2 separate regions of the Mus musculus genome follow, and region 2 is linked to region 1. Evidence: chromatin loops called from intact Hi-C (ENCODE). Cell type or tissue: left cerebral cortex. All regions are shown on one strand. Each heading gives the region's core, and the rest is flanking DNA. Links, peaks and the distances in the headings are about the cores only.

Evidence for each region. Hi-C counts contacts between places; a loop is a spot of excess contacts. Peaks named below come from ENCODE experiments on the same cell type or tissue, not always from the same donor. Only the 100,000 strongest peaks of a DNase experiment are listed, where the experiment ranks them.
Region 2: it touches region 1 in a loop (4-fold over the local background); 3 of 42 quality-filtered maps call a loop at or near these places.

What each region holds. Positions count from the first base shown.
Region 1 is chr1:3,115,120-3,122,728 of GRCm38, reverse strand. No RefSeq gene overlaps it. Among named protein-coding and RNA genes, the nearest start is that of Gm26206, 17 kb to the right of the region's middle. In left cerebral cortex, for the core only: no CTCF peak of the experiment used is centred there; DNase peaks (open chromatin) are centred at 2,200, 2,755 and 3,052; H3K27ac peaks cover 1,315 bases.
Region 2 is chr1:3,294,085-3,301,693 of GRCm38, reverse strand. All of the region lies in intron 2 of Xkr4 (X-linked Kx blood group related 4), which reads left to right. Among named protein-coding and RNA genes, the nearest start is that of Gm26206, 200 kb to the right of the region's middle. In left cerebral cortex, for the core only: no CTCF peak of the experiment used is centred there; a DNase peak (open chromatin) is centred at 4,057.

The sequences.
Region 1 (7,609 bases), core at 1,828-4,327:
CAATATGGCTTTCTAAACATTTCCCTGAACAGAAATGATGCAAATGGACATTGCTAACACTGACAGGGGAAAACTAAGGATGCCTCAACCTATGACAAAGAAATACAGGCAACAAAGGAATACTTAGAGTATAAGTAGTCTTTCTCAAGAAAGAGAACATCAAATAGTTGCCCAATACCAAATGTTTAGCCCTGAAAACATGGGAATGCAAGTAACATTGTACAGACTAAGGAGGTTATATTTGTGTAGTTAATTTTATATATATGGAGGCCATGGTTATCAAATAGAACAAAAGAGGGTACATAAGAGGATTTGGAGAGAAGATATATAAGGGGAAATGATATAATTATAATATCAAAAAAAACAAATACATCAAAAATGAAATTTCTGGATTTATTATTGAGGATTTTTGTGTATTTAGTTTTATTTTTCTTCATCTGTGTATGAACATATGTGTGTATGTGTTTGTCTGTCTGTCTGACCCTGTGTTTGTGTTTGTGTAACTGTGTGGCAGTGTGGTTGTATGTGGCCATGTGGCTCTCTCTCTCTCTCTCTCTCTCTCTCTCTCTCTGAATGTGTGTGTGTGTGTATCTATGTGTGTATCTGTCTGTCTGTTCCTGTGTTTGTGTCTGTGTAGCTATGTGGTTGTGTGGTTGTATGTGGCTATGTGGCTGTATGTGACTGCATGTGGCTATGTGGCTGTATGTGGTTGTTCATGCGTGTGTGTGCATGTACATATGTATATGGTACATGTATGGATGTGTGTAGTTGCCCCTCCCCCAGCCTGAAACCTGCTTGCTCAGGGGTGGAGCTTCCCGCTCAATCGTTCGGCCATGCCCACAGCTGGAACCTGCCGCTTTGCTGTTCGGAGCCGTGCACGTGGTCACCCTGCTATTGGACCCCAAGACGAATTGGTGGGAATTGGGCCCCCTTCCCCTGCTCTATAATTGCGTGAGGAACAGTAAAATTGAGCTTTGATCAGAATGACTGTCTTAGCTACATTTCTTTATCTCCCCACCTAGCCCCTCTTCTCTTCCAGGTTTCCAAAATGCCTTTCCAGGCTAGAACCCATGTTGTGATCTGCTGGCCGGACACAACAGATGTGTTTGAGAGACTACAGGCCCAGGAACACATGGAAGCCGGAACATCATTCTCTGCCTTATTCCTTTGAGGAAGTTTCTCTCATTCAACTTGATTCTGGGCTGGCAGCCAGAAAGTCCTGCCACTTTTTCTATCTCTGGATTCATGCTGACTCTCAGCTTTTCCCTGGAGATGCAGACATGGAGACTTATAAGCCCATAGCAAGAGTCTGTGCTTCCTGAACTATCTCTCCAGGATCCTGGTCTTGTCTTGTGAGTGGGCTTTTGTTATAAAGTCTAAGCTAGCTTTAAATTTGTGGTCTCCTTGCCTCTGCACTTATAATTCTGAGACTTAAAGGTTTCTATTTGTTTAAGAGTCCATTTCTCTGGTATTTTGTTATGACAGTCAGTGCAAATTAATATACAGTTATCATGGTGCTAATAAAACCCAATATTTAGAAAAGAAGGACTGTTATTGATTTTGTCTTTTTGTAAGTCTTTTATTAGTTCTTTTGCTTCCCTTTTCCATGTCCTGAATTCATCACAAACATTGGTAAAAATCTATTAACTAATTCTATTTTTATGTACCGTTATGAAAACCATTTGCCATTAATCTTACTTTACACATCCAAATAGAATAAGGCAATTGCTTTTTGTAATAACAACAACAACAAAAATCATGTTGTTCTAAAATTCAATACCTTAGCACTAGATTTAGATTTAGTTGAATAAACTGCTGTAGGGAACAGAGACAAGCCCAGCACTAGGCAATAAGCCTGCACTGGTAAGTTGTATGGAAAAGGTGTCCTGGTGGTGTCCTAGCTCCTGGAGAGGCCTCTGGTAGCCTTCAGGAGTGTTGTCCTTCAGGCCAGAGTGGAAGCAAGAAAAATATTTTCAGATATATGTTGCTGATCCAATGGAAGAACAAAAATTAAAACCTAAAGAGCAAATATAAACTTAGGAAGTGGGTGCCTGCAACTTCATTAGACAATCCTCAAGTGATCTCAGATACTCGAAAGGGATCTAAGCTGAAACAAGAATAAAAACAGGGAGGAAGATGTGACATTCACTCCCGAGTCACAGCTAGCATCTTAGGAAAGAGGGACACAGAAGAGATGAATGTGGAGAGCAGATGGCAGACACAGAGTACTTTATAAATAGCTGCGTGCAATTCAGACTCTTATCATATCTGGCCACATAGCTTGGCTTCTTCCTGGAAGAAATATATTTTTGGAAAATAGGACATAAAATTTTGGCCCAAATGAAGGAAATCTGCATGCATTTGTTTCACATTTTAGCACATTTCAAACTGTCTTTCACATAAATGGAAAGTAATTAACACAGATACATATCACTAGTACTAAACATGAGATAGCAGAGATATTTTTATTCAAATATAGCCCTTGGAAAATAAACCCAGGCTCTGAATTTCACCCACAGTTAATATTCATTCATTTTAATTTATAAGCTATCTGCCTCTTCTTACTTGTCTGGAAATATTTTTCAAATTTTTGGCATTAAGTAAGTATGCACTTGGGACCCATGATGCATAATGTTTGTTATCCAAGCAAACCCTCAGAGGGTTTTCTTGCACACTCCTGCTCCGTCACTGTGGAGACAAACATAGTTTTCTCTAAAACTGGCAGCCACTGGCTAAGAAAACAATTTCTCCAGGGACATCTCATTCTCCTCCCTTCGCTTCCAAAAGTGTTACTGCTGCTAAAGGATATAAAGCCAAGATTAAGCTCTCTCCAGATGGGAAAAGATATTTTATCAATGGGGAAAAAAAGGAAAAGGCAAAGAAGAGACATAAAGAGTACCTATGACTATATGAACAGTGCTTACTCTTTGCATAAACAAAACATATTCTCAGCTGAGCATGATAAATCCCATCTGTAGTCCCAACTCTGTAGACAAAGAAAGTGCAGAGTCAGTGAAAGTTCAAGGCTAGGCTGGGACACTGTGAGCTCCAGCCCAACCAGGACTTCTGAGCAAAATCCTGTTTCTAGACAACAGAAGGAAGTGGGTGAGTGTACAGAGATGGCAGGAGGGATGCAAAAAGGCAGGCAAAGCAGCAGATATTATAAAGTTCCATTGTAATGCTTTAATCCTTGCTAGTTTTCCATGTAAGTTTTAGGTGAAATAGAAAATGACAGAATCTTCAGGTCCATATATTTCCCTCTTCTTCAGTGTAGATCTTCAGTGAAAAATTTCATAGAGAATGATTAGAAAGGATAGAAGTCTCCCACACTCGTTTCAAAACCAAAAAGTCTACTGTTACAGACTCTACAAATTGTGATGCATCCTGTGGCAGATAAAAGAAATTCGACTGAGAAAAGGAAGTGGGTCAATGTCCTCCCCTCGTGTCTATAAAAGCAACAATCAATGGCTGAAGAGGGGAGAATTCTTAAATAAAGCTGTCTGCAAGGTGATCCCAGAGTCCTTCAGGGATATAGCAAATGTGACTTGTCATCCATTCAGGGTTGGGCTTTCCAATTCATCTGCTCCTTAAGTAACCCAGGTAGTGGTAAACATTTAAAGGTAAGCTCTATTTTCTTGGCAAGTGCTCATGCAGCTCTGCACATGCCCAAGAGCTCTGGACTCATGAATGAAAGACACTCACATACAACATTTATATTTTAGTATGTCTTAACTAGGTCAATGATCAGGCACTTCCAAACTTCTCCATGGCTAGCACACACTCCCCTCCAGCCGTCCTGAGTCAACACTTACTAAATCTGTATTTTTATCTTACTGCCCTTGTTCTTTCTGAGCAGCACTCCCGATGGGGCTGCTTTCCCCCCTGCATGTATGTACATTTCAGCTGTCTCTCCCTCAGGCTCGTCCTATGGCCCTCTCGATGCAGACCCTTTCTTTTCTTCTTCATTTCTTACCTGGGATTACTAAATGTCCCACCTCTGTCTCTCTGCCCAACTATTGGCTGCTGGCAACTTTATTTCCCAATCAGAGTCAACTGGGGACAGGCTTCCTTTAGCCTAAGTGGGAGACAACTTAAACAGGTTTTGGGGCAACATAATTAGCATGAGAACATAAGCCCTACAAACCCCTTTTCCTATAAGTGACCCTTCAACCACGCTTTCATAAGTACCTCCAAAAAATCATTACTTCACCAAGCTAGCTTTGAGTAGAATCATAACTTTGGTGCCGTAAATGAACATTTGTTCATACTTCCATGAGGAAAGTCACACAGGACTAGCTGTAGATCTCCCTGATCTTCCCTCTGATTGCTGAAGCAAAAATTCCATGGTTTGGGTATCTTTAAATTTATTTGCATTATTTTAGTTTATGTGTATGAGTGTTTGTCTGCATGTATGAATGTATCCCATCTACATGTCTGGTACCCATGGACATCAGAAGAGGGTGTTGGATCCTCTGGAATTGAAATTATGAATGGTTGTGAGATGTCATATGAGTTTTGGGAACTAAACCTAGGTCCTCTAAAAGAATAGTAACTGCTCTTAAATGCTGAGCAATCACTTCCACCCCAGGCGAGGTATTTGAAACAAATGTTTCAACTTCCCAGTTTTAGAGCCTGTGAAGTCCAAGGCCAGTATACTAGCAGAAAAGATGGCTAGTGAAGGCATGCTTTCAGAGTCATGAATAATAATCGTCTATGTCCTCTTATATCCCTCACATCAGTGTCCCCACCTAACACCACCTCACTAGAGCATTTCAATGCACCTGAGAGAACATAGACCTCAGTGGGCACTGTCTTTTACATTTGTCCTTCCTGGTCAATTTCCCCAGCTCTGTACCAGATAATGAGATTCATAGTGTCTTTTTCACTTACAGAAGATTGTAATTACAGCAGCATCTAAATCCCTTTGTCCAAAATCCCAAAGGATTTTGTTTTATTTGTTTGTTCAACATATACACATATAGGCCATTTCTATAAAGTCAAGTTTTAGAACAGAACCGTGGAGTTAGGTGTATAAAAATAGCAAGAAACAATGTTCTAAAGTCCAAGATCAGTGACAGGAGAAGAGTCCTTCTGAGGACTTAAATATGTTACAAAATGGTAGATAGCAAACAGTACTGATGGAGGAATAGACAGATCTTGGACGTCATCCCCCACATTGACACACCCCAGTGGAGGGGAAAGGTATCGTTTTACAGCACTGGGACACAAGCATGATGGCCTGGAAGGCAGGTAGTATAAAATTGTTCTCTGGCTTTCACTTTGCATAAAAATAAACTCTGGGTGTCAGAGAAATCAGACTATCTATTTTGAAAAGGAGGAAAGTAATACAATATACCTTAGTAAAAGGATTAGAGGAACTCTTGAGAGTGCAGCAGCACTCCAAAATCAAGGGACTTAAAATTTGGAAGCCTCCTCCTGTAAGAGAAGTGATTTGACTGAATTTTTAAGTGTTCATAAGGGGAAACATACATAAAGACATAAAGGAAATTACATTTTCCAGTCCATTACCCCAGAGTAGAAAAAAATAACAGTATTGCAGTAGGGTTCAAGAACACCCAGAACCTTACTACTTCTGAGTCTCTGGGGTATCAAGTTTCCTGTCTCCAAAATATGGGGAGTAAGCAGCAGTCCTAAGGTTACACTTAGGACTTCAGGCAACGATAGGTGATGGAGAATGCTCACAGCTGTGCAGTGGCTACATGAGTTTTATTCCCACAGACAAGTTTTGCTTAATTTCCATTCTGCCCTTTGGACTTTTGACCTTTGCGACTTGAGGAAAGTTAATGTCAGTGTTAAAAGGTATTCTTGATACAAAGGACTGACAATTGGAGAATAAGCCGTAGAAGACTGGCTCTGTGAAGAGTAGGTCACAGGCGAGCTACATGGGAAAATTTGAGCCACAGAGTATACTGTGAAGACAACACCCACATCTACTGTAGAAGTTCTTTGTAAGTGAAAAGTATTTGCTCATTTCTGGCTATATCTGGATATGAAATTTTGCTTATTAATAAGTTCATCACAATAAAATCACTGCAAATCAGATGCTAAATGTGTGATTAGCCTTTTTGTAATCCCTAGACCATTAGAGATATAAATAAATGATTCACATTCACATACCACCTATTCTCTGATGATCACTGTACCAACCACTAGTTCCATATCCACTCAAATGGTCCCTTTCTAGTTTCCAAGACTATATATATATATATATATATATATATATATATATATATATATATATATATATATATATTCAGTGCCTCATAGGTGTGCACATATAAAAGTTAGCAGCCAAGCTGCACATATACAAAATAACACAAGGCATTTATTATTTATTATTCTGACCCTGGGTTACCTCCTTTAATATTTTCCAGTTCTATCTATTCTCCAGACATTTTTATAATTTCATTTTTTGTACAGCTGAATAGAATTCTATTATGCACGCATACACACATATATGTGCCACATTTAATTATTTATCCATCAGTTGATATGATTCCATTCCTTGCTACTTTAAATCCAGCAACAATGGACAAAGGTATACAATAAATATCTCTGTAGTATTCTTTGGGTATATGCACAGGAGTAGTATATATGTATCACGTGCAAGTTGTATGTTGGGTTTTTTTTTTTTGACACCCCATGTAGTTTTTTCTAGTGCTCCATTTTATATGTGTATGAACAGTAAATAAAGGTTATTCTTTCCCACCATTGTTCCATCATTTATTATCTTTTGTTTCTTTTGCCATGCTCCCTGGGGTGAGATGGGATCTCTCAAAGTAATAATTTTCATTTTCATTTCCTTATGACTGCTGTTTGTTTCTGACATTGTTGGTTTGGTTTATTTGCTATTTAGTTGTTTATGTATCTTTATTGAGACAGCATGTCACTCTGTAGCCCAGAATTTCCAGATAACCCAGGATTAACTATTACTCAATATTCAGCCTTCATTGACTTCTACCTCACAACCATCCTTATACCTCAGCTTCCCAAGTTCTGGGGTTATAAACAGGAGCCACTACTGTCATGTCTATGCAATCTTCTAAGGAAGCAATGAGAACAAAGAAAATTGATGTCCAATATAAGTGAGTACACATCTGTCATTTACAGACAAAGATTTGCAAGGCCAAACAACTCTGGACACGAAAAGGGACTCGCAAATGCTTGCTGAGAAAGCTGGTAAATCCTAATGTGTTGACTTAAACAGTAATTTCTTCAGAAAAAAGGCCAGCACAAAGATGTATCATTCAACATTTAGTTTTATATTCAGTCCTTTGTTTAACTCATCAATTCATTGCTCTAAAAACCATAGTCAGAATTAACTGCAAGAGGTCCCAGCATGACCCTTATCGCCAATTGCTTCACTGTCTCCAAGCACCATTTCGTTCTGTTTCTGTAGCTGCTGAAGAACATCAACTCTAATCTGAAGGCGATCTTAATTCTTTCTGGACTTTCTAGAAACAAATGCCAAGCAGTGTTTTATGGCTTTGCTATTTCTTTATTATCTAAAATACGTTCTTGAAAGCCATTTTGGATGATGTGTATCTTTTATGTATATTGTGTACAGCTTCTGGAAAAAGTCCTTGTT
Region 2 (7,609 bases), core at 3,064-5,563, 180 kb before region 1:
TTTAAGTACAAACTGACAAGTTGATATACCTTCATGAAAGAAAACTTTGTAAAGCTTCAGATGTGGCCAGTGAAAGTCTGTGGTTTTCTACACAGAGCCCTTCTCATCTGTCCTCCCAACTCAGGACTGACTTAGTTGTTTTCCCACCTGAAACTGGGCATGGAGTCAGTAGCACTAGCATCTCAATTGGGAAATGAACAAAAAATGCTGTTGCTTGTGACTGGTACTAGCAAATCCATTAGAAAGCAAAGGAAGACTTGCATCTTTCCTAGAGGTTTGGCGGCAGGTGCAGTTGACAAGCAGTGCAACCAACATGTATTAAACAGAGTGCATTAATCACTTTCCTGTTGCTGTGATAAAATACCTTGACCAAAGGAAACTTACAGGAGAAAGGGTTTACTTGGGAATACTATCCAGATGATAGTGCCCATTCATGGCATAAAAGATACTTCACAAAGGCAGGAACAGAAAGCTGGAGCATCACACTTTCATACACACAGAGGAAGCAGAGAGAACACAAGCCCTCACATTCTCTTCAGTGACATACTTTTTTTTAGCATGTTGTTACCTTCTAATGGGTTCGTGATCCTTACAGACAGTGCCACCAACAATGACTAGGTGTTTAAATATATGAGCCTATAGGGATTAATAGGGATTATTCCCATTCAAAAATCATCCAGGGCTGTACTAGAAGAGAGGCACTCCTGAAATAGCTGCCTGACAGTTTTGCACAGTCCTGACCTTCAGGAGATATACCTGCCAGCCTGTCAGGAAGCTAATGTCAAAGCCAGACCTGAGAGTGCTAGAACTCAGAAATGTCTTTTTTCACCCCTACAATTCCACTCAACTGTGGAAAGAAGCATTACTAGATGGAAGTGTTTGAGAAAATCTCCCCAAGTGTATCACTAAGCTATGCAGACCACCCAGTAGCTGTTAAAAAAAAAAAGCTAAGAAATATGGAGCAGCAGGGTGTGGTGCCTCCTTGTACTCGGGAAGCAGAGGCAGGCGGATTTCTGAGTTCGAGGCCAGCCTGGTCTACAAAGTGGGTTCCAGGACAGCCAGGGCTATACAGAGAAACCCTGTCAAAAAAAAAAAGAAAGAGAGAGAGAGAGAGAGAGAGAGAGAGAGAGAGAGAGAGAGAGAGAGAGAGAGAGAGAAAGAAAGAAAGAAAGAAAGAAAGAAAGAAAGAAAGAAGGAGCAATGTGTTGTAATATAGGCGGTTATTATTTCAGTGCTAAATAAGAATGAAATCCTATCATTTACAGTAACATGGAGAGATGTAGGGATGGAATATTAAGTGAAATAAGTCATATACAAATAGACAAGTAACTACTACATATGAAAGTTAAAAGAAAAAATTGACATAAATGCAGCACAGTAATTATTAGAGAGTAGTAATAATTGTATGCGTATGTAAGTAAAGGGAGATTGGATATGATTTGTGAATGCTACAGAACTACCACAGAGAAGGCTATTAAAATCACGTTAAAATTTAAAATGATGGCTTGAAATTGGGAGGCATATGGGGTATAGGAACACAGTGTTTTCAAATATGTTCTTCAAGTATCATTCTGAATCCCACTAACATATATAAGTACGGTTATTGAAAACTATGTGAAACAAAAACTGCAAGTACAATGGTAAGTGACTGAAGGGACTCAGATAATTTCCATGTACTCATGCTTTCTTCAAATAGGATTCTGCATAGGCTCTCATCCATTATTCCCAGAATATTTCATAGTGTTTTGAATTTTTACCTATCCATATCCTGACCCCATATTCAACTATTATGAATTGTTCTGCAGTAGAACTGAACACCAGAGATGCCATTGTTTTTTTATATACACTATGATGTGGGATAGCTCAGCCTATTGTAGGTGCTGCGTTTTCTGCACAGATGGCCCTGGATCATGAAAAGAACAAACTGAGCAAATCATAGAGAGCAGACGAATAAGTATCATTTCTCCTTGGTTTCAGCTTTGATTCCTAGGTTTCCACCCTCAGATCCTGTCTAGATTCCCAGCTGGTGGGCTATAACCTGTAAGTCAAATAAATCCTTTCCTCCCCACCGCCAAAATTAGAAATATGGAATAGTTTAAATGTATGAAAGTTACTTATATAACAACAGCATAATCAGAAAAATAAACCAGAATTCAGAATTGCCACAATATATTTTCCAAGGTTTCTTTTCTCAAGGAGAATTGCTTAAACATCCAAGGAATCAGGAACAGGTAACAAATACCCAGAGAAAAAAGGAGCTATAGCCATAGCAATGACTTGGAGTAGACCCAGATGATATATTTAACAAAGAACTGAAGAAAAATACCATTACTGTGACTTAACCAATAGGGAGTTTTGATAATAAAATTGAACCAAACACAAATATAAAGGAGTCAGATAATAATTGAAGAGTTAAAAGGTACAGTAAACAATATGATGACTTTGCTTATATTTGATAACACATTTGATATGATATCAAATGCAGTGAGCAGAGCGACACATCAATAGAGATTATATCTGCTGAAAATACATACACACATACACACACACAGATTCATTAAACAAAAATAACCTCAAAAACATGTGAGAAGATATGAAACATACCAAGATAAGTGAAATGGAAGTTTCAGGAAGAAAGTAGAAAGAGGTATGGGAGAGAGCATGTTTGTGAGTAAATAATACCCAGCCCAGGATCCACAACCCATCTCCAGTACACACACACACACACTCACACACACACACACACACACACACACACACACACACACACACACAGACACACACACCCCAGGATTTACCATGTTCACAAACTGTAAAACAGTGTTGTTCATGTGACTATTTATTTGTATATTTTATTCAATCCTATGACATTTGTCCAACGTGTTGTTTTGTTTTGTTTTGTTTTGCTTTGCTTTTCAGTCACTGATCAACTGATCCTAAAAGTTTATATGGAAAAGCATAAAGTTTAGAAGAGCCAAAAATTGAATAATAGACAGAAATTTGGTGAATGTACATAGTTCAAAACTTAACTATAAAGCTACAGAAACCAGAAGAATAAAATTATACCATAACAAGCACAGGTGAGGCAGCAGAGCTTCAGAGTCCAGAAATAAACTCTCACACAATTAATGTATTTTTGACAAAGGACAAGGCTAATCAGGGGAAAGGAGAACCATTCCAACAATTGCTAGGAATATGGAATATTCCTTAGAAAGAGTAACAACCCTAGACCTTTGGCTCATGTCAGACATGACAATAATTTCTAAATAGAACAAAAACCTGAATATAAGATCCAAAACTAGAAAACTTTACAAAGCAGGGGGTAAAACTTTAGTATTTAGGCAAATTCTTATTGAATGTGACACAAGAAGCCTGATCCACAAAATATAACTGGAAATTAAATTTCATAAAAATGATAAATTTCTCATTTTCAGAAGATGGCTTTACGAAAATGAAATTTGAAGCTGTAGGCTGCAATAAAGTACTTTGAAACTGTATTGTAAAATAAGACTTGTATTAGGAGCTAAATAACTCTTCCAGCTCAGTAACATTGAACACAACTCAGTAAAAATGAGCAAATGACTGTACTCTTCCCTAGAAAGTGAAATGTAGTGTCTATATACTCAGTTAAGAAACAATACTCAACATCTAAGTAAGTGGTAAAATACAAATTAAAGCCACATACCCACCAAAATCACTTCAATATAAAAATATTGGCAGTACCATTTGATGATATGAATGTAATAATCCAGAACTTTTATCCCTTGTTGATGTCAATATATTGTAGTAGGATCACTTGGGAAGCAGTATGGTCATTTCATTAAAATTAAGTATATACTTAACACATGACCAGCAATTCCTTTCCCAGGCATCTTCCCAAAATAAATGAAACCATATGCTCACATAAAACTTCTTATGCTTGTCATTTTTTCCATGCTTTTTGTTTCTAAAAAGTCAATGAGGTTTCCCGTTTCTATCTCAGAAAACCATCAGGGATGATGGAGTGGAAAGTAACATGCATAGATATTTGAGATACAGTGTCCTCCAGTCATCTAACTGTTACATAAGTCCAATCTTAGCCTGAGGTATACAGCCAAAGAGAATACATAATTCCCCTCAGAAGGGAAATACATCGCATCATTCAGTTAACATTCCAGACCCAGATGTCACCTCCAATTTTGTCTCTCTAATTCTTGGCTTTGGGTTATCAAATTACAGCTCTGGGTATTTGAAAACAGAGAGAGGGATAAAGCCAGAATTTTCTAAAGTTTTTTTCTTGCGACTTTTTCCATTTCACTATCATTTTAATCTGGGATCTAAAATGTGTTACAAAGACAAACAATCAGACAAAAGCCTTTGGATGGCCAAAACAGGCACGTCTTTCAGACAAGATGACTTCTTGTGGATGCTCAAAATAACAATGAAGTGTTTCCCCAAGAGCAATATTAAAGACTTTATGAATTATCTATGAATGTCTGTCTTAGATTCCTCCTTCATAGGCACATGATTGAGTCATAACTAAAGGGTTTAAGATCCTATCTGTGGCACCAATAAACAGGAAGATCACACCATTCACTTCCTATTCTAACCCTCTTGGTTTCCTGCCATTTTTCCTCATTTAACTTCATTGAAGATTCCACAAATCTTTTCTCTCTGGTGCCTCTTGTTCATTACATTACTTGCACTTATGCCTTAATCCTTGTTGGTGTTTGGGCATGAATAATTCTTCACCTCTTTCTCACCCTATTTTTGTCCACTACAATAACTTCTGTCTCCTTATCTTCCTTACATTTTTTCTCACCCTATTAATTCAGACTTCCAGTGTCCTGTGGATAGTGTTGAAATGTCTGTATCATTCTACCTCTTCTGATAGGATTAATCCAAAACATTATAACCACATTAGTACTCCTATGGCTCTCTATTTCCTGCTGGATAAGAACAAACTGCAGCTCCTGACAATGGAGCTCTTCTAGCTACAGTAGGAATAGTCCTGCTTTCTAAACTCTGTTGTTTTCCCCTCTTGGGAGGGTCCCTAAATTCTACCTTTCCAAATACCTGCTGCTGCCAGAGTACACTCTATGTTTTGCCAACTATTTGACTTCTAGCTTTGTTTTAAATTCTCACTTTCAGCATTTCACATTTCTGTAAATATTTGAGAATATTTTAAGACAAAGTAGTAATTTAAAACCTCTTAGTTTTAAAAAAATCTACATAATTAAATATTGGGGTAAAAAATATAACCCATCCCTTGATATTCATTAAATTGGGTCCAGAATCCCCTGCAGATTAAAAAAAATCTACAGCTGCTAAATACCCTACTTATAATGATATCATGCTTGCATATAACCTAGGCACATCATCCCATAACTAACTCATTTGATATACTTTCAATGTTTAGTTCAATAAAAATGCTATAGAACTTTATAAAAAATGTTATGCTTAATGCTTAATGAATCCCTATTCATGACACTAAAAAGTCTATGTGTTCAGTACACATGCAAATTTTCTACAATTTGCAATTGGTCATAAACACAGAACCAGAGGAAATGGAGGGAATAACTTGAAAAAAAAAATCTCTGGACACCTCTCCAAGGAAGCTTCTCTTTGTAACTGATAGAGACCATTACAGAAAACAACAACTATTTGAAATGTGAAGATCTGGAACCTAGTCCACAATGCATCCACCATACAATTCCTGCACCTAAAGCTTGGGGACCATTACAAGACATTGTAAGAGACAGAGGAACAGGAAGTTTGCTGTAAGATTGTGCCTCCTAAAATTGTCTAACATGAGGTCTCACCAACATGGCTACCTGAGCATGACCAAAACAAGAACAAGAAGATACATGCTAAGGTCAATAGGGGAAAATCCCATCCCTACACCAAGAACCACAGGCCACTAAGGAATACTGGCAGCAGGCTATATTTATATATTTAAGAATATATATTTAAATATATATTTATTTTTAACATGTATATAAACCATTAAAGAAAAAGAGATCACAAATTGAACAAATGAGATACATGGGAGTATTTGTAGAGAGCAAAGAGAAGGAGTAAATAATATAATGATGCTATAGTCTTAAAACATCTATGCAAAATATATGAAAGGTGAATGAACTCTTGAGGCCCTCTACCCTATTCTCTCTCTGTGAGTGTGGAAAAGCCAGTTGGCTGACATGAGGTAATATAGCTAGTTAGAACAATCTTGAAACAGAGACATGAATCATTTTCTTTTGATCAGGTAACAATAAGATCTACCTTCTGTACATTCGGCAAGTGTTAATGCCTACAATGTGCAAAGTATTGGGTCCTGACAAACAAACTGAAAGAGCATATGCTTTTACATGAATGCATCCTAGCAAAACATCATTGTGGACAATAAAGGTAACAGTGGATATGATGGAAATGGTAGATTTTCTCTACTTTATGTAACAAAAAATCAGATATTTAAAAATAATCCAAAATTGACCAATACTATATAATATAATCTAAAAGCATGAATGATATTGAAGTATTTTAGGGAAATACAAACAATTCAGAGAATTGAAAAGTTAATGTATAAAGCAAAATGTAAAACTTTTAGTTATAAAACAAGATTGTCACAGACTTAAGAAGCGGTTTGTAAAACCTTACACAGATATTTAAATTAATAATTATTGTTACAGTTAATCATTGTAATTATAACTATAATTAATGCATTCTGTCAATCACTTTCTGTCATCACTATGAAAAAAATGCTTTACAGTGTCAGACAAGGAGACTGAGAAGGAAAGTGAAAGCAATAAGTACTTGATCTCAGGGTACACTCACCCCAAAACTTACCTGGCTCAGTCTATAATCCACCGTTAGCCTGGAAGAATCAGAAAATTTTAAATGGAGATAACATCTGGATATATTCTTGTCCTAAACAGCCTGCCAATAAGAGAGAGAGAAAGAAAAAGAGACAGAGACATAGAGAGAGAAAGGAGTGAGGGGAGAGAGAGAGAGAGAGAGAGAGAGAGAGAGAGAGAGAGAGAGAGATACAGTCGAATACTTATCCACTAGCCACAGCGAAAGCCAAATCACTGTTTAACCACAGGATCCAAGTTCTCCACTGCCATTGCCATATTTAAAGGGCTCAGTAGGCACACACATCTAGTGGCTGCAGAACAGTACACTGTAGAAGGAACAGGGCCATCATCTTTAACACCTCTGGGCCTAGAGCTTCTGTGTTACCTTGTCATTTGTTAGAAATACATGACCTCAACTCCATCCCCAACACTCATGTGGGGCACTCTGGGAATAGGCCTGTTCACCTGAGCTGTAATGTACTTGCTAGGTGATGCTGTAGTGACTAGACTGTGGACTTAAGTGAAAGACCTAACAAATCATAGAGACATAGATAAGCTTTAGGCCACAGGACTGATGTGATGAGGGAAAAATGTATCTAGACCACTCCTAAGTATACTATTGAGCAGAAAAGAAGAAACATGAGGAGATGTGATAAATTTGAGTCCCAATTTCCAGGGTATATTTATTATCAAGATCCTGTTAGAACTCTCACATCAGAAATCTAAAGAAAATTCTGAAATAGAGATGAATCTTTAGTGTTACCAGGCTCCATGAG